Regions from separate parts of the Homo sapiens genome. Here region 1 is linked to region 2. A link is a contact called in ENCODE Hi-C data. All regions are on one chromosome and are shown on one strand. The core of a region is the stretch at or near the end of the contact, and the rest is flanking DNA. Distances in the headings are between cores, read along the strand shown.

The links. Hi-C counts contacts between places; a loop is a spot of excess contacts on that map. Pooled maps may share reads with other maps.
Region 1: a pooled map of gastrocnemius medialis shows a loop between it and region 2 (10-fold over the local background). The contact joins the promoter of RPS6KA2 here to the enhancer-like site in region 2. A Hi-C loop is called at or near these places in 2 of 50 pooled maps.

Annotation. Positions count from the first base shown.
Region 1 is chr6:166,624,464-166,631,637 of GRCh38, reverse strand. RPS6KA2 (ribosomal protein S6 kinase A2) reads left to right here and starts at 4,387. Exons shown (of 21, transcript NM_021135.6): 1 at 4,387-4,717. The coding sequence starts at 4,619. RefSeq lists silencers at 3,628-3,687, 3,938-4,107, 4,168-4,517.
Region 2 is chr6:163,961,417-163,968,865 of GRCh38, reverse strand. The region is part of intron 4 of LOC105378102 (a long non-coding RNA gene); the gene reads right to left. Among named protein-coding and RNA genes, the nearest start is that of QKI, 550 kb to the right of the region's middle. RefSeq lists an enhancer at 3,509-7,449. Within about 2 kb of position 2,910, at least 7 of the 41 ENCODE cell types and tissues checked have a DNase peak (open chromatin) inside an H3K27ac peak, as active enhancers do.

The sequences.
Region 1 (7,174 bases), core at 3,138-5,637, 2.7 Mb before region 2:
AAATCTGTGTTACCAGGAAAGTTATTTGATCAGCCTCTCTGTAGATTCTGGCCCTATGGTTTATAAATGGGTTTCAAAAGAAAGTGGTATGAAGGAACATAGTATTTAAAAACCAATAAAATCCAAAGCTGTCCTCACAGCGGGCTGGCGGGGGAGGTGTTGCAGGTGAAGCCCACCTTCTGTGAGCCCTGTGCCTTCCTACCCAGGTTGGATGGGGGATGAGGGCTCCAGCGGGGAGGGAGGAAGCCAACCATGATGGTTTCCACAGCTTGAAACCCAATGTGGTTTTTCTTCCTAAATGTAAGCCAGTCAATAAGGGTCAAGTACAACTGGCCTGTGGGTTTCCACCTGCCTCTCCTGACTACTCAGAAACCAGGCCCTCTGGTTTCAAATGTAAATTCCATTTCCTGGTACTTCACCATTAGAGCTTTATTTCTGTCATTTTGAAGACTTTTACGCATTAAGACTTTCTTTTTAAATTTTCGATATGCTCAGAGATTTTAAACTGTTAAACTGAGGGCACAGGTGTCATTCTGACATGGCTTGGTTGGCACCCAGATGTGAATGAGACCCAAGTGTCCTGTGGGTGAGGGCCAGGGGCCAGCCAGAGACCAGAGGCAAACTTGATCCCTTCTGACTTTTGCCGAGGGCCCAAGAAGCCCTTCCCTGACAGCTCCAGGCCCCTTGCTGACACCTGCTCCGAACGTGCCCCCACCTGAACTGTCCACTACAGTTTACCTTCTAGGGTCTCAGGACTTTAAGACCATCTTCCTGAGCAAGGACTAATTCCTACATTCAAGAAACTTCAAAGTCATAAACATTTCAAGTACACGGGGATCCACAGCCCAGGAAAAGGATTCCTTTCTGTACACTCAGGGACTACACTAAGGGAAGCTTGACTAAACCCATTTGTATCACAGCCACAGGAAGTAGTTCACAGGGGCACACACTGAAGCCCACCTCCCTCCCTCGTACTGGCTGGACACTGTCTCTGGAGCATCCAGCAGGATGCCTGTGATGGGCAGAGCCTTCGAATGCTGATACTCCGGAAAAGCACGACTTCCTGCTTTCGCAGATGGCCAGCACCAGGTGACCCTGGTGATCCTGGTGAAGTTTTGCATCAGGTGAACCTAGTGAATTCACCTCCCATGGCAAAACTTTAGTCCTAATGAAGACCGAATGTTTCAATTTATTTTAAAGATATATAGTTTCACTTGAAGTGCAATTTAGCGTTTTATTGAAAATATGTGGGAGTTTTAGAAGCTTGAAACTTTCAGCAGCCTGTAGGACTGTTTGGAGACGAACAGACATTTGTGGTACTTGACTAATTAGAAGCTCTTGGATGTCACTCAAGCCACTCCTGTGGGGTGCCCCGAGAATGTGGCATCTTCCCATATGCAGAGAGCACACCAGCCTTACCCACAAGGTGCCTGTGTAGCAGGGAGAGATGGGAAACCTTGTCACAGCTGCCTGACAGTGCCCTGTTATTCCTCAGCCTGGGACTCCCGCCTCCTCTTGTCTGTCCAGGAAACTTATTCCCTCATCTTCTTACCCTCAGGGGTTCAGAGCAAAGGCCATCTCCTCCTTGACTTCGCCAATTAGAATTGGCTTCTCATTCATCTCTTACGCATTTCTTTCACTTTACATAAAAACGGCATGAGCTTTGTCTGTTCACTCACCTTCTCTTCCATAAGACTGTGAACTTCTTGGGATGTTGTAATCATTTTGTGTCACAAATGACCACCACAGTGCCAGATGTTAGTGCTCGATAATCACTTGTGGAATTGCATTGACCACACATCAGCTAATCTGGTACTCATAGAAGCAGCAGTCACCACGGAATTCAGTCTCAAACTTACTGTGCTTGAGTCAGAGGAAATGTGAGATACTCAGAGGTCTACCAAGCTCTTTATCTTCTCTTCAGTCCTCTCCCATTCCATCATCTGGGCAAGAGCCTTTATCAAGTTCACTTTCTTTTCTGGTATTTGGTAAGGATAATTTGGATTTCGGTTACAGTGGGTCTTGATATTATACCTACCCTAGATTTAGTGGTTTTGGAGGATTTCATTACATAATCACATGAAGTAGTGTTCCATGATCACTAGAGATTTTGGTATACGTGTATTTTACCAGGAGAAAAACAAAGGCAAACAGATTTATTGTTCTAGCAATGAATTCCAGTGAAATCTGAATGATTTTCCCTCCCAAGTTCAACAGAACAGTTTTGTTGCCTTCAAATTTGGGGAACTAATGAATGTCCCATGAAATATTTCCTTTCCAATTTTGTCAGATCAGGTCAAAATACTATTGTTGGTACAACACAAGCCTTGACTTAGGCCTGCCTGCCTTGGGGCTTTTGTCCTGAACAGGATGCCCATGAGTTGGTATAGGTGGCATTCAGCACTCCTGTCTCCGGCCAGTATTACTGGCTCCCCTTCCGAGGGAAGCATGGTCGGGTTGGTCCTCCCTCATTCCCGGAGTCTGTGTCCAGTTGGAGGTCCATCTACCTCTTCCCGTGCTGGGTACAGAGTGTCTTTGTGTTTGCCTAGAGCCAGGATGCCTGAGGGTCCCAGCAGGGATACAGGGCACTAAGAGGCTGGTTCTGAGAGCACAGATTACTACCCTCCCAGCAGAACCTTAAAGGAAGCAGGCAAAGCAGTTTTCATGGGCACTTAACTGGCACACCATCTTGAAAAGGAGCAAAAAGTGGTGTTTGGTGTCCTTGTGGGGTCCTGCACTTCTGTTTTTAAAGAATAGTCATTATAGATCCTTTAATACATAATATGAAAATCAATTGCACTATTTAAATTCACAAAGCACTCCCACATCCGTGATCTTGCATAAGCCTCTTGGTATCCAGTAAGGGAGGTGAGACAGGTTTCACTCGTATTTTCCTCTTAGAGATGAGTCGTGGGAACAACGTGCAACGGCACCCAAGTTCACCAAGCAAGGAAGGGGCAGCGCCAGAGTCGTGGTGCTAAACTCCCGGCTTCCACTCCGGAGCAGCACCGCTCAACGCGGGTCTCCAGGAAACCCAGAGAGCCTATCTGACCTCACCTCAGCCCGGATGCAGCATGACTTTAAAGCTCTTATTTAAGGACATTCTGACCTCTCTACCCACCTTAGCCAAAATAGACTACACAAGTATTAACGCAACATCTGACTAGTCCAGGGAGCAAAACAACGCGAGGATTTTGCAGTTCGCACTGCAAAAGAGCAAGCAAGACTTGTCAACTCACCACCGCACTCGTTTCTGCTCTTTGCAGGTGGTGATGGTGCTATGTCAATGGGCTCGGTTTCTCCCTGTTTTTAAATACAAACTCAACACGTGCACAAGAGGAAAACAGAGCAGGCTGCACGGGGTCGTGAGCCCGCATTCTCGGCCCTGCTGCAGCCCTTGGTGAGCATTTCTAGGAAAAAAAAGAAAAAAGTGTTTCCCTTTAAGGCGGATCCCGAGCGGCGCTGCCGCCAGCAGCGGGTCTGAGGGCCTTGCCCTAGACCCAGGTCACCCCGCCCGGGTATTCCCAGCGCGGGCCCTGATAAGCCATCTGTGTAGACGTTTCCTAGAGCGGGACCGGCTGCGGAGGGCGGATGCGTCTTTGTTCTGCAGCCGCGGGAGGGAGGCGCCCCGAGGGCTGCCTGAGCCCCCGCCCTCGGGCGCCTTTGTCCGCTCCGGCGGAGGGAAGGCGCCGGTTCCGCGGAGGGCGGCTCCTGGCCGAGCTGCAGGGCCCGCTGGCAGGCGGCGGTCCCTCGCTCGCTGTGCCGCTGAGGTTTTGGCTGCGTTTGCTGATCAACAATTAAAGTTTGGTTCGGCAGAGAAAAACATGATGACAAAGTGTGCATAGGGATGTTTTAAGGAAGGAAAACATAATGACGGCCCCAAGCTGGAAGAAAGAGCAGCCGGGCCGAAGTTGCGTGACAGGAACGCCCGCGACTGCGCGGCTCCGGAGCAGCTGCACAACTCGCCCGGGCCGGGAGCTGTCCCGGGCCGAGGCTCATTAGGTATGCGGCGGCTGCGGGCACTGATTGGCGGGCAGTGCTGTGGGCGGGGCCGTGGGCGGAACCGCGTGGGGGCGGGGCTGCACGGAGCTGGTTCTTGTAGGAAGGAGTAGAAAGAGGAGGAGGGATGGGCACCTGGAACCACAGGGCGGCGCTGATGATTGGAGGTATCGGCAGAGGCGGGGCTCTCCCGGGCGGGGCGGTGGGCTCTCATTGGCAGTGCTGGTGGTGGGTGGGAACGGGAGGGGTGGTGAGCGCTGATTGGCCGTAGTGGCGGGGCGGGGCGGAGGAGGAGGAGGTGTGCGTGCCGGGGCGCGGAGCGGCGGGCGCTGATTGGTGGTAGTGGTGGTGGGCGTGGTGTAGGCGTGGCGCGTGGCCGGCGCTGGTACTCGCAGGGGAGGCGGAGAAGGAGGCGGAGGGAGCGATTGTGGCCCCGGCCGCGGTGGCCGGCGCGGCCTGCCCTTTGTGACCGCAGCTCGCGCCCCACGCCCCGCGCCCATGGCCGCCGTGCCGGGCTCCCTGGCCACGCGTGCCCGCCCGCGGACCTGAGCCCCGCGCCTGGGATGCCGGGGATGCGCGTCCCCCGGCCCTGCGGCTGCTCCGGGCTGGGCGCGGGGCGATGGACCTGAGCATGAAGAAGTTCGCCGTGCGCAGGTTCTTCTCTGTGTACCTGCGCAGGAAGTCGCGCTCCAAGAGCTCCAGCCTGAGCCGGCTCGAGGTAATGCGGCCGCCCTCGGGGCGCGCAGGTGCCGGGCACTGAGCGGGCCGTGGTCGCCCGAGCCCGCCTCGCCACCCCTGGGTGGACCCCGAGACCCGTCAGGGAGTTCAAGTTACTGGAAAGCTGGTCCGGTTCCGAAAATCGAACCAAACGGCTCCAAACGTTATCGCTGGGACTCCGTAGTAATTGGGCGGTCCGTGGGTCCTCGCGGGGGCAACTCCACCCCCACTGCATTTCCAGCTGGTTTCTCCGCCGCTGGCTGCACGGGGTGTGGGATGGTCCCCTGTGGGCCACAGGGAGCCCCGGGTGAGGAGGGGCTTTCTCTGCAGCTAGACCGCCGAGTGGCGCGGAGCGCTCCGCGGGGGTCCCTCAAAGTCCCGAGTGGAGAAGCCCCCCAGCTCCGCCCTCCGAGGCGCTGATCAGGTGCTGTCTGCCGTGCCCGGCCGGCAGGTTCCACCTTATCTTGTAGCTCATTCGTGCACTTGAAGTCAGTGTAGAATTCACAGAACGGGGAAGAACAGGCAGCAGCACAATCTGCTTAGGCGTCTAAAACGGCGTTCAGGAGTAAAGAGCCTGATGCAATATCCTCGCAGCGCCGAGGCTGATACAGATTCGTCCTGAAAACCCAGAGTACTCCCAAAGCCCTGTCCTTTCTACCTGTCCCGCATCTTGGCATCTTAGAGTTTCCTTGTGGACGGTTCTCTCGTGGTGTGTTTTATTTCAACCATCAAATCTTATTCTCTTATTCCCAGTGTCCAAATCACATTGTTGAATCTATAGATGACAAAACAGTGAAACGTGTTTAAGTGAAAAAGACATGGTGATGGGGAGACTGAGGCTGGGACCCAAAGATTTCGCCTGACACTGTCCCGCCTTTGCCTCAAGGCTGGCACCTGTGGGGTTTTGGTTGGTTTGTTTCAGCTGGAACAATCTCAAATGTTTCATCTTGGTTTTCTTTGTCCCAGCTGCCATGATATTAGACACAGACATGGGTTCTGTAACCATTGAGAGACCTGAGGAATAGACAAAAAAGTAGAAGAGAATTACTTGTTTAAAAAGTTTCTCTTATGGCATCCCTAAATCAGAATTGGAAGTACTAGATAGGATCAGTATGGCCGGTTCCCGAGGGTAAAACACATCTTTCAAACAAAACTGTTAATCCAGTACTGGAGGAGGGCTTGCTTTTAAGTCTAATATTGAAAGAAATGAAGCACACCAGTGAGGCAAATCATTTTCCTGGGACACAGGCACTTAAAAAATCTGAAGTTGACAAGATCAGAAACTCAGAACAGTATTTATCTTTATCCGGATACATGTCTTTGTTTCCTGTTTCATCTCAATGCCAAGTTTATTAGACAACTCCTTGTCTCCTTCCATTTACTGTCTTTGCCAAGAAGAGGTACACGTGTGAGCACACTCCAGGCATTGTTTATGAAGAGCAGCACTAGACACTGGCTGACCAGTGGGAGTTCAGGAATCTGCCTGATTCTGGATACACACGCCTCTGGTGTCACAGGGTTCTGCAAGGAGGGCTGGGCTGCAGGCGTGCCTCCGGAAAGAATACAGTGGGAAACAAGCGGGGGGGGGGGTGGGGGGGTGGTGGGAATAGGAAACGAGGTTTCTTCCATGTAGAAATAAAATTTCTAGAAGTCATACATAAACCATCAGCGATGTAGGAGGTCAAATGGGCTGAAAATACATGTAGTCTAAGAGCAAGTAGTCAATTAGTGCTTCCTGTGTGCCAGATCCCGTACTAGGTGCTGGAGGTCTCACTAAGATGGTCAATAATGGCCGGGCGCAGTGGCTCATGCCTGTAATGCCAGCCCTTTGGGAGCCTAAGGCGGGCGGATTATGAGGTCAGGAGATCGAGACCATTCTGGCCAACATGGAGAAACCCCATCTCTACTAAATATACAAAAATTAGCTGGGCATGGTGGCGCGTGCCTGTAATCCCAGCTGCTCAGGAGGCTGAGGCAGGAGAATCGCTTGAACCAGGGAGTCAGAGGTTGCAGTGAGCCGAGATTGCGCCACTGCACTCCAGCCTGGCGAGAGAGCGAGACTTGTCTCAAAAAAAAAAAGGTCAATGCTAATACAATGCTCTCTTTTTTACAAATGCATTCCCCAGCTTTCTATTATTTGATACTTGTGAAAATCGGGGTAGCATATGTAACTTTCCTCATTCTATTGCTAAGGGGAAGAAACCCTGAGAGTTTGAGAGTCTTGTTAAAAGCTTTCCAAGGAATTCATTCTGCAAGTGTTTATGGAGGACCGGGTCTTGGGCTGGTCTTTTTCTGGATACTGTGTCCAAAAAGACACGAGACATAGAAGTCCTGGCCTCAGGGCACTTCCACCCAGTGATGAGTCTCACAAGCAGCTGACTTTGTGCCCCAGTCCAGTAAGTTCCTCTTCTGCGCCCTACCCATACTTGAGAAGGCTGCCTGTTCGTTTGTGTGTTCA
Region 2 (7,449 bases), core at 1,661-4,160:
GGAAGAATTATAGAGGTAGCTACCATCATCTACAGAAGGGCAGTATTATGATCTTTGCAAAACATCCAGATAATACTAAAAAATTTTTTAAAAATATCTATGCTTCTATTATGTGAAGACAATCTCTGGTGTGTGGTTTTGTTTGTTTGTTTGTTTTTATTTTTTTTTTTTTGAGTCAGAGTCTTGCTCGCTGCAGTGCAGTAGCATGATCTCAGCTCACTGCAACCTTCACCTCCCTGGTTCAAGCAGTTTCCCTGCCTCAGCCTCCCGAGTAGCTGGGATTACAGGCGCATACCACCACGCCCCGCTAATTTTTTTGTATTTTTAGTAGAGATGGGATTTCACCATCTTAGCCAGACTGGTCTTGAACTCCTGACCTCAGGCAATCCACCCGCCTCGGCCTCCCAAAGTGCTGGGATTACAGACATGAGCCACTGTGCCCGGCCAACAGTCTCTGTTTTTATAGCTGTCTAGAGTTTGTTAGTGCCTATGTCTACACAGAAATATAAGGAGCTTGTTATTTTTATAATACAGTGAGATCATATATATTACCGCGTACCCTGTTTTCTCCTGACTGCGTCATTAGGATTTTCCATAGGGATAAATTTAAAAGTAGTAAACTTAGAAATTTTCACATTGATAACTTTAATAATTTAATGCATGCTAATAAAAATATGGATATAAAAGTTTACTGAGGCAGCCCACAGTGATTAGTGGTTAATTCTTTTTTCACATAAACAACATAGCAACGTACACAGAATACAGACTGTGCGTACATCTTATCACAGTTCAAGGAATTAGTACCGAGTTAGCACCCCTGTGTAAGCGCTACTGTACTTAGATCAGGAAATCGAAAGTTCCCAGTTTCCAGATATTCCTTTAGCCCTTTCTCCATCAATATCTCCTCTCACCCCTCCAAAGATAACTACTCTCCTGATGTCCAATACTTTAAATTAATTTTGACTGTTTTTGAATTTTATGAAATTATTCAGTCATTTTTATTATGGAACATGCATTCTTTTGCTGGGCTTCTCTCACCAAATTTTAGGATTTTGAGATTTTCTATGTTATTGCATGTGCCTATAATATATGTTTATTGCAATATAGATTCTATTGACAGATAAATCTTTTCACATATCAATGATTATTTGCTCAGCACAAATTTGAAGAAGTAGAATTGATAGGCCAAATAGAGAAACATTTGATAGATATATGTAGTTACTCTCCCAAAAGGATACACTAATTTACTCTTCCACTAATGGTGCAGGAGTGTGTCTAATACTCACCCACGGCCTGCAGTGAGTATGAACTTTATTTTTGCACCTGTGCCAATCTGAGAGACAACTAAAACATTTATTGTTTTATAACTCCTCTTAGAACATTTTGTTAGTAATTTGCACAAATGCATAAAACATTTATAAATCTTTTACAGCCTTTTCTCCTTAACAATATATTAACATTTTTCTTTGTCTCTAAATCCACAACTGTGTCACCATTTTAAATTAATGCATCATAATCTATAATATGGATATGCCAAAATTTACTTTCTGAGAGGTCACTGTATAAAAGACATTGCTTTTTTTTAGTGAACTCACTGTCATAATTTCCCTTAATCCTCAAGAAAATCCCATGAACTGTGGTCTCTGAATATATGCATTTTAACAACAAGGAAATTGAGGCACAGAAAGATTGGAGAATAACTCGCCTAAGATTAAACAGCTAGTGAGATTTGGAAACAAAATTTGAACCTAGTCAGGTCTGGTTTTAACAGCGATAATTTTAATACCCTCAAAACACTCACTCTCTTCACTAATTAATTATCATACTTTTCTCTCCTTCAAAACAAAAGATGTGGTTTATTCCCACTGCATTTTCATAGCCTCTTGTAGATTGTAATTGCCCGATAAATGCAGCTTCCTTTATACTTCATTTCACTAATAAAATGCAACAAATGAGTGGAAACAAAAGTGAATCACTGTTGGATTTGAAAACGTAGTGTTTTTGTTTCTTACAAAATGATAACTGTGGTTTTCTACTGGCAGATACATGAAATCACTGTTATTTTATGTCTTAAGTTTTATACTATGAATTTTTATTGGTCCAAAGAACAGAAATTCTAATATACTTCTAGATTTTAGTTTCTACATAGGACAAACTTCTTAAACTCAGCTGAGGAGAGTCATTTATTTCATTAGTGAGTGGTGGCTTTGGTTTTGTGGCTGCCCCCACCCCAAAATACTTGTTATGGAGTTACCAGGGCCACCCGGTAAAGTGGAAGAGTTTATGCATTGTCCAGATAATTTCAGAATAATTCTTGACAGTTTCTCCAGAATTAGCAGATAACTGGCTTACTCCTCATTACATTTGTAGCTCTGGAAATTGACATAGGATAAAAGGTAATAGAAGAGATTATTGTATTAGGGTTATTAAAAATTCCAGATACACGAAAAAGTGTACGTAAAAACCACCCACACAATTCAACTGTTAACTGTGGGTTAAAAACAGTGTGTTCAGCCAACCTCTTTCAACACAGTAGTCACCTAAATTGCTGTTTTTAAAAGCTAGTGCCTGTCCCTGCGAAGCCCAATAGCCGTCACATGATTAATGTGCTAGTGTCTTATTAACTGCTCTGTTCCAGAAGCTGACCAATTCACAGCCACCCTTTCTGCAGAGACCTTTTTGTAAAAACCTAGTTGAAATCATGGTGTTCTGACTGCAGGCTACTGCATCCCCCACCAAAACATCATAAAGAGCAAAGAATTACTGTTTCCAGTAATCCAGGCCATAAATCAACCTGCTGTGAGCACAGGAAAAAAAAAAAAATCACGAGCACTTCCTGCATTCATATTCCAAAGCCTAGCGGTATCCCAGCAGGTTCTGGAACACGCCATGCCCCGTGTGTGTGGTGTTTGTATGTGTGTGCTTGTAAGCAGACGTGGCAGGAAGGGGGAGGCTCAGGGAGAGGGGAGGGCAAAAGAAATCCCAGCACCCGTTAACATAATTCCAAATGCTTTGATCTTATCACGACCTTCCTTGCTGTAACAATATTTTAAGATTGTTAAAAATTGCCACCTTATCTGTCTGGGGGTATCACCCACTGCTTAACTTATCTGGGCCCAGTTGTTTGAGAGAAATGCAGTATGGCATGACCTTGGTTTCTTAGCACCTGACTTTGAATATCTAATCAGTTGTGTGTCTCGGTGAAGCCATCCAGACATGTCACACAGGCGCCTCTGGCACCCAGCAATTCTAATGATGTTTACTTCATTCACCCCTTTTACGAGAGCTTCCAGCAGCAGCACTCAACCACCCCACCCTTCCAATCTGGGCTCCAGGGTCCTTCCAGGCCTAGAGCGTATTTTTAAATCTTGGATGCCCTTTCCATTGAAAATAATTTGGATGCCTTGAGGTCAGTCGCAAAAAGTTTTCTGAGATCATATAGAGACTTCTGAAGAGAAGCCTCAATTTGGATCAAGAAAAACATTAAACCTCATGGCTGTTGTAGTTTTCACAAAACACAAACCCTTCCCCTCCAGCAACGTCAAGTCTTAAGGTCATACAATACAATGTGGAGAACACACATGCACAGCTTCGTTAATTTTAAAAAGGTTTCTTAGAAAGGTCCCAAATATTTAATGGCCCCAGATCGAAGTAAAGTCTTAAAATCTAGAAATGAGAGAAACAGATGTCAGAATTATTAGAGTACCATATAATAAAAGTGACATAAAAGGAGTTGATTTTCTCTCTCTCAGTGACTTAGGAATCAAATTTCCTTCGTTGAGAAAGCAATAGAGTTTCCTGCCAGCCTGGCGGGCTCAACCTGGAACCTGGAAATCAAGCTGTTTTCTTTCTGGTTCTGACGCTGTCACCAGGAATAAATGTTCTACCATCGCGATGCTGCTGACTCCCAAATCTCAACCCAGGGCAGGAGGGCACCCTGGTTACTCTCTTTTCTCGTCACTATTATTATAGCATTCATTGACATGACCTGCTACAAACTGTAGTGAACTCTTTTGGACTAATTCTGGAGAATGATTTTCTGCAAAATAAGCAGTGATATTCTTCTACACTTAAGAGACCAACCAAGACCCTGTGTGCCTTTCTTGCCTCCTGATCCCCTAATAAAGCTGGGGTGGTGGGGAGGGGCCACACTGGTATCTAGGCCCCAGATGCTCTTACTGCAAAAGAACAATCCCGGTTGAGGGGGCTGTGAGGACATCCCTGAAACTTATTTTAATTGACCTGCTTGTCCCTCCCCAGATCACACAGCCTGTCCAGATGTCCGAGGTAGGGTATCCATGAGACGAGGCAGGTCTGTGCTGGGGGCACCTGCAGTGCTTCATTGGTACGAGGAAGGCGTGGGCTTCCTGGGAGAGAGTCTCCTAACCCCTGCCCTGGTGAGATGGGGCTTCACCCACGGGGAGACTCGAGGTCCCTGCAGCCAAGCCCAGCAGGAAAGAGCGTCCCCAGCACGTGAGGAAGACTGTGGCACCCAGGGGAGCTCAGTGACAGCCCCGGCGCCCACAGGTGGCTTAGTCCATCCCTGTCTGTGCTCCATCTGCTGTGCAGGCAGCTCTGAAACCCTTCAGCAACTTCTCATTGGCTCCCAGCTGGGTGCCCCTGCGTGGTTCACAACCAGGCTCCACCGAACTGGCCTTCAAAGCACACTAAACATCCACCTGCAGGAGCAGCTTTGGAAAATTATTATTTTAATTGACAAATAATAATTACACGTATTCACAGGGTTCAATGTGATGTTTTGGTCTAGTATACAATGTCGAGTGATTAAATCAAACTTATTAACATATCCACCACCCCTCTTATTGTCCATGGTGGGACACGTGAAATGTACTCCCTTAGCAATTTAGAAACATGCAACGGTCATTATTAACGATGGTCAGGAGGTCAGCCACGGATCTCAAGAGCTCTGAGCCTGAGAATCCGCCTCTGGGGGAGGGGGGCCTGACGAGAGAGGCTTACACTGAAGAGCATCTTGGCTTTGCGGAGGCTTCCTAGAGTTTCTTAAACATTGAGGGAGCCCTTGCCATTCTTCCAAGTCAAACCCTTGCACTTGGAATCCAGGTTTGTGTCTCTCTCCAACAAGAGGCCTGTGACGCTCGCCCTGCTTGTTCTGTTGAATGTTACTTTGCGAGCGCGTTTACACAACTGTCACTTGAGGTTTGTTTTTAGCTGGAATTGTCCTCTCTCCTGAATTCCTCTCACATCGCTCCCCCACTTATCTCCCGGTAAACTAAAGCCACCCCTGAATGAAGAGACAGAGCCCGAGCTGGGTGGGAAGACGGTTCACATGCTGACATTTTAGTCACTGAAGAATTTGTAATAGGTTTAGAGGCTGGTCTTCAAAAATCCTCACATGTACAACAAGGCCCCAGATTTGAGGAGGAAAATAACTCTGCAGCCCCGAGTCAGCCGTTCCCCAGCCACCTCTCCCCTCAGAGTCCCACTCTGGGGCAAGTGCTTCTGGTAGGTGTGTGGCTGTGAGGGCCCGGTATGGAGCTCCAGGCTAAATAAAGCTGCAGGAACAGAGATAAACAAGTGCTCCCAACTCAAATGCCTGCACACAATATCCTTTATCTGGGCAGAGATAGCACACCCAGGAGAGTGGCCAAGCGCCCCCCATAGACGGACCCACAGGCGCCCCCCCCCCCCAATTAATACAGAATTAATTGGGACATATTGTTAAAGGGCTAAGGCCCCTCAGAATAGATGCCAAACTCCAAGGACACCAATGTCAAATTCCAGAAGGACAGCGGCATGGGCCAATGGGAATAAACCCCAGCCGTTCCTCCCACGGGCGCTGAATCGGATCCCATAGAGCCCGCCTGCTTCACATGCTAACGTGATGATGAACGTATCCAAGTATCAGCATCAAATCCTTGAGGACTATATTTGCAATGTCATGTAAACCGTTTCAGGGAGCAAACTGTCCTGCTGTGACTTTATATTAATCTCTGGCTTCTGGCTGGTCACAGGGTGTCACATGTACTATAATTAGATTTTGGAAGTGTGTACAGGGAGGAGGAAATGGTGTAATTAAGGTAACCTATCAGATGCCCAACTGCATCCTTCAGAAAGGAGGCTGAAACGCCCGCCCTCCCAGCTTTCACACTGCCCTTCAAGGGCAGAGGCACCAGGTGCAGGAATTGCAGGCACTCCAGAGCCACCACCGCAGAGCTCCTCTTTAAAGAAACCTATTCTCCACACCAGAATCAATCCGGTGAGGTTGTTAGCTCGTGGTGCATATCCGGACAACTTAAGAGGAAAGCCGGGCAGGGCACTTAGAAACTTTGACTTTGCATTTGGGCTACAAAGTCCCATCTTCAGGATGGGGGACTATAAGGGAGTTTATGGGGATGCGGGGATCTCACTTAAATAGTCAATCCAACAAGTGGCACGGGGGCTCTAGAAGCTGATTTGGCCAAGGTGAGCTACAGCGAAGCAACACCCTGCACCTTTCTGCATCTTCCACTCAAGGATTGGCGCTTCACACCAGGCAGCTAGCTCCTAACACCCACCTCTAAGAGCAAGAAGAGAAGGAACTGAGTCTGGCAACAGAAAGTCTAACCCAAGCTGTCCAAGTCCAACCCCCGGGTATTGAGCTCTGCCCACCTAGGACTTGAGTGATCAGGCCTCAGTGGTCAAAGGAAGCATGTGGGTTCGAATCCCAGTTCCTCCTCACCTGGGCTGGGTTACTTCAGTCAAGTTACTCAACCTCCCTGTTGTAGGCCACCCGCCCTGCCTCCCTTTCTTCACCTCCCTGACTACCTCCCCTTCCCACTGCCTCTGGTGTTGGCTAGAGGATCACTTTGGCCACTGGGATGATGAGGAGTGACATGGCTGAGATCTGGGGAGTACCTGCTCACCGCCATGTGCTCCCCTGGTAACCCTCTCACCATATTTGGAGGAGCCAAGGCCACCAGGCTGGAGGAAGCAGGAAAAGGCCCAGTGGCCCTGTCATCCACCGAGCTCTACACCCCCGCAGGAGCCATTCTGGCCTGACCCTGAAGCCTGAATCAGCCCAGCCTCACCCCAGAGTGCCGCCCAGGGGACCACAGCCTCTAGGGCAAAATCAACAGTGGTTGTTTGAAGCCACTGAATTTTGGGAAGGTGGTTATACAGCAATTGAAGACTGACATAGTTCCTAAGCCTCCATTTCCTCATTTCCAGAATGAGGACAATGAAAGTCATTCCCTGAAGGGCAGTCGCCAGGACAAGGGAGGTGGCACCCCAGCCCTGAGCCTGGGCAAACCCCAGCCCCTGCCAGCCCCATCACAGAGGTGCACTGTCTCCAGCACAGTTTAAAAATGCAGCTGTCAGGCTGGGCGCAGTGGCTCATGCCTGTAATCCCAGCACTCTGGGAGGCCAAGACGGGTGGATCACAAGGTTAGGAGTTCCAGACCAGCCTGACCAACATAGTGAAACCCCGTC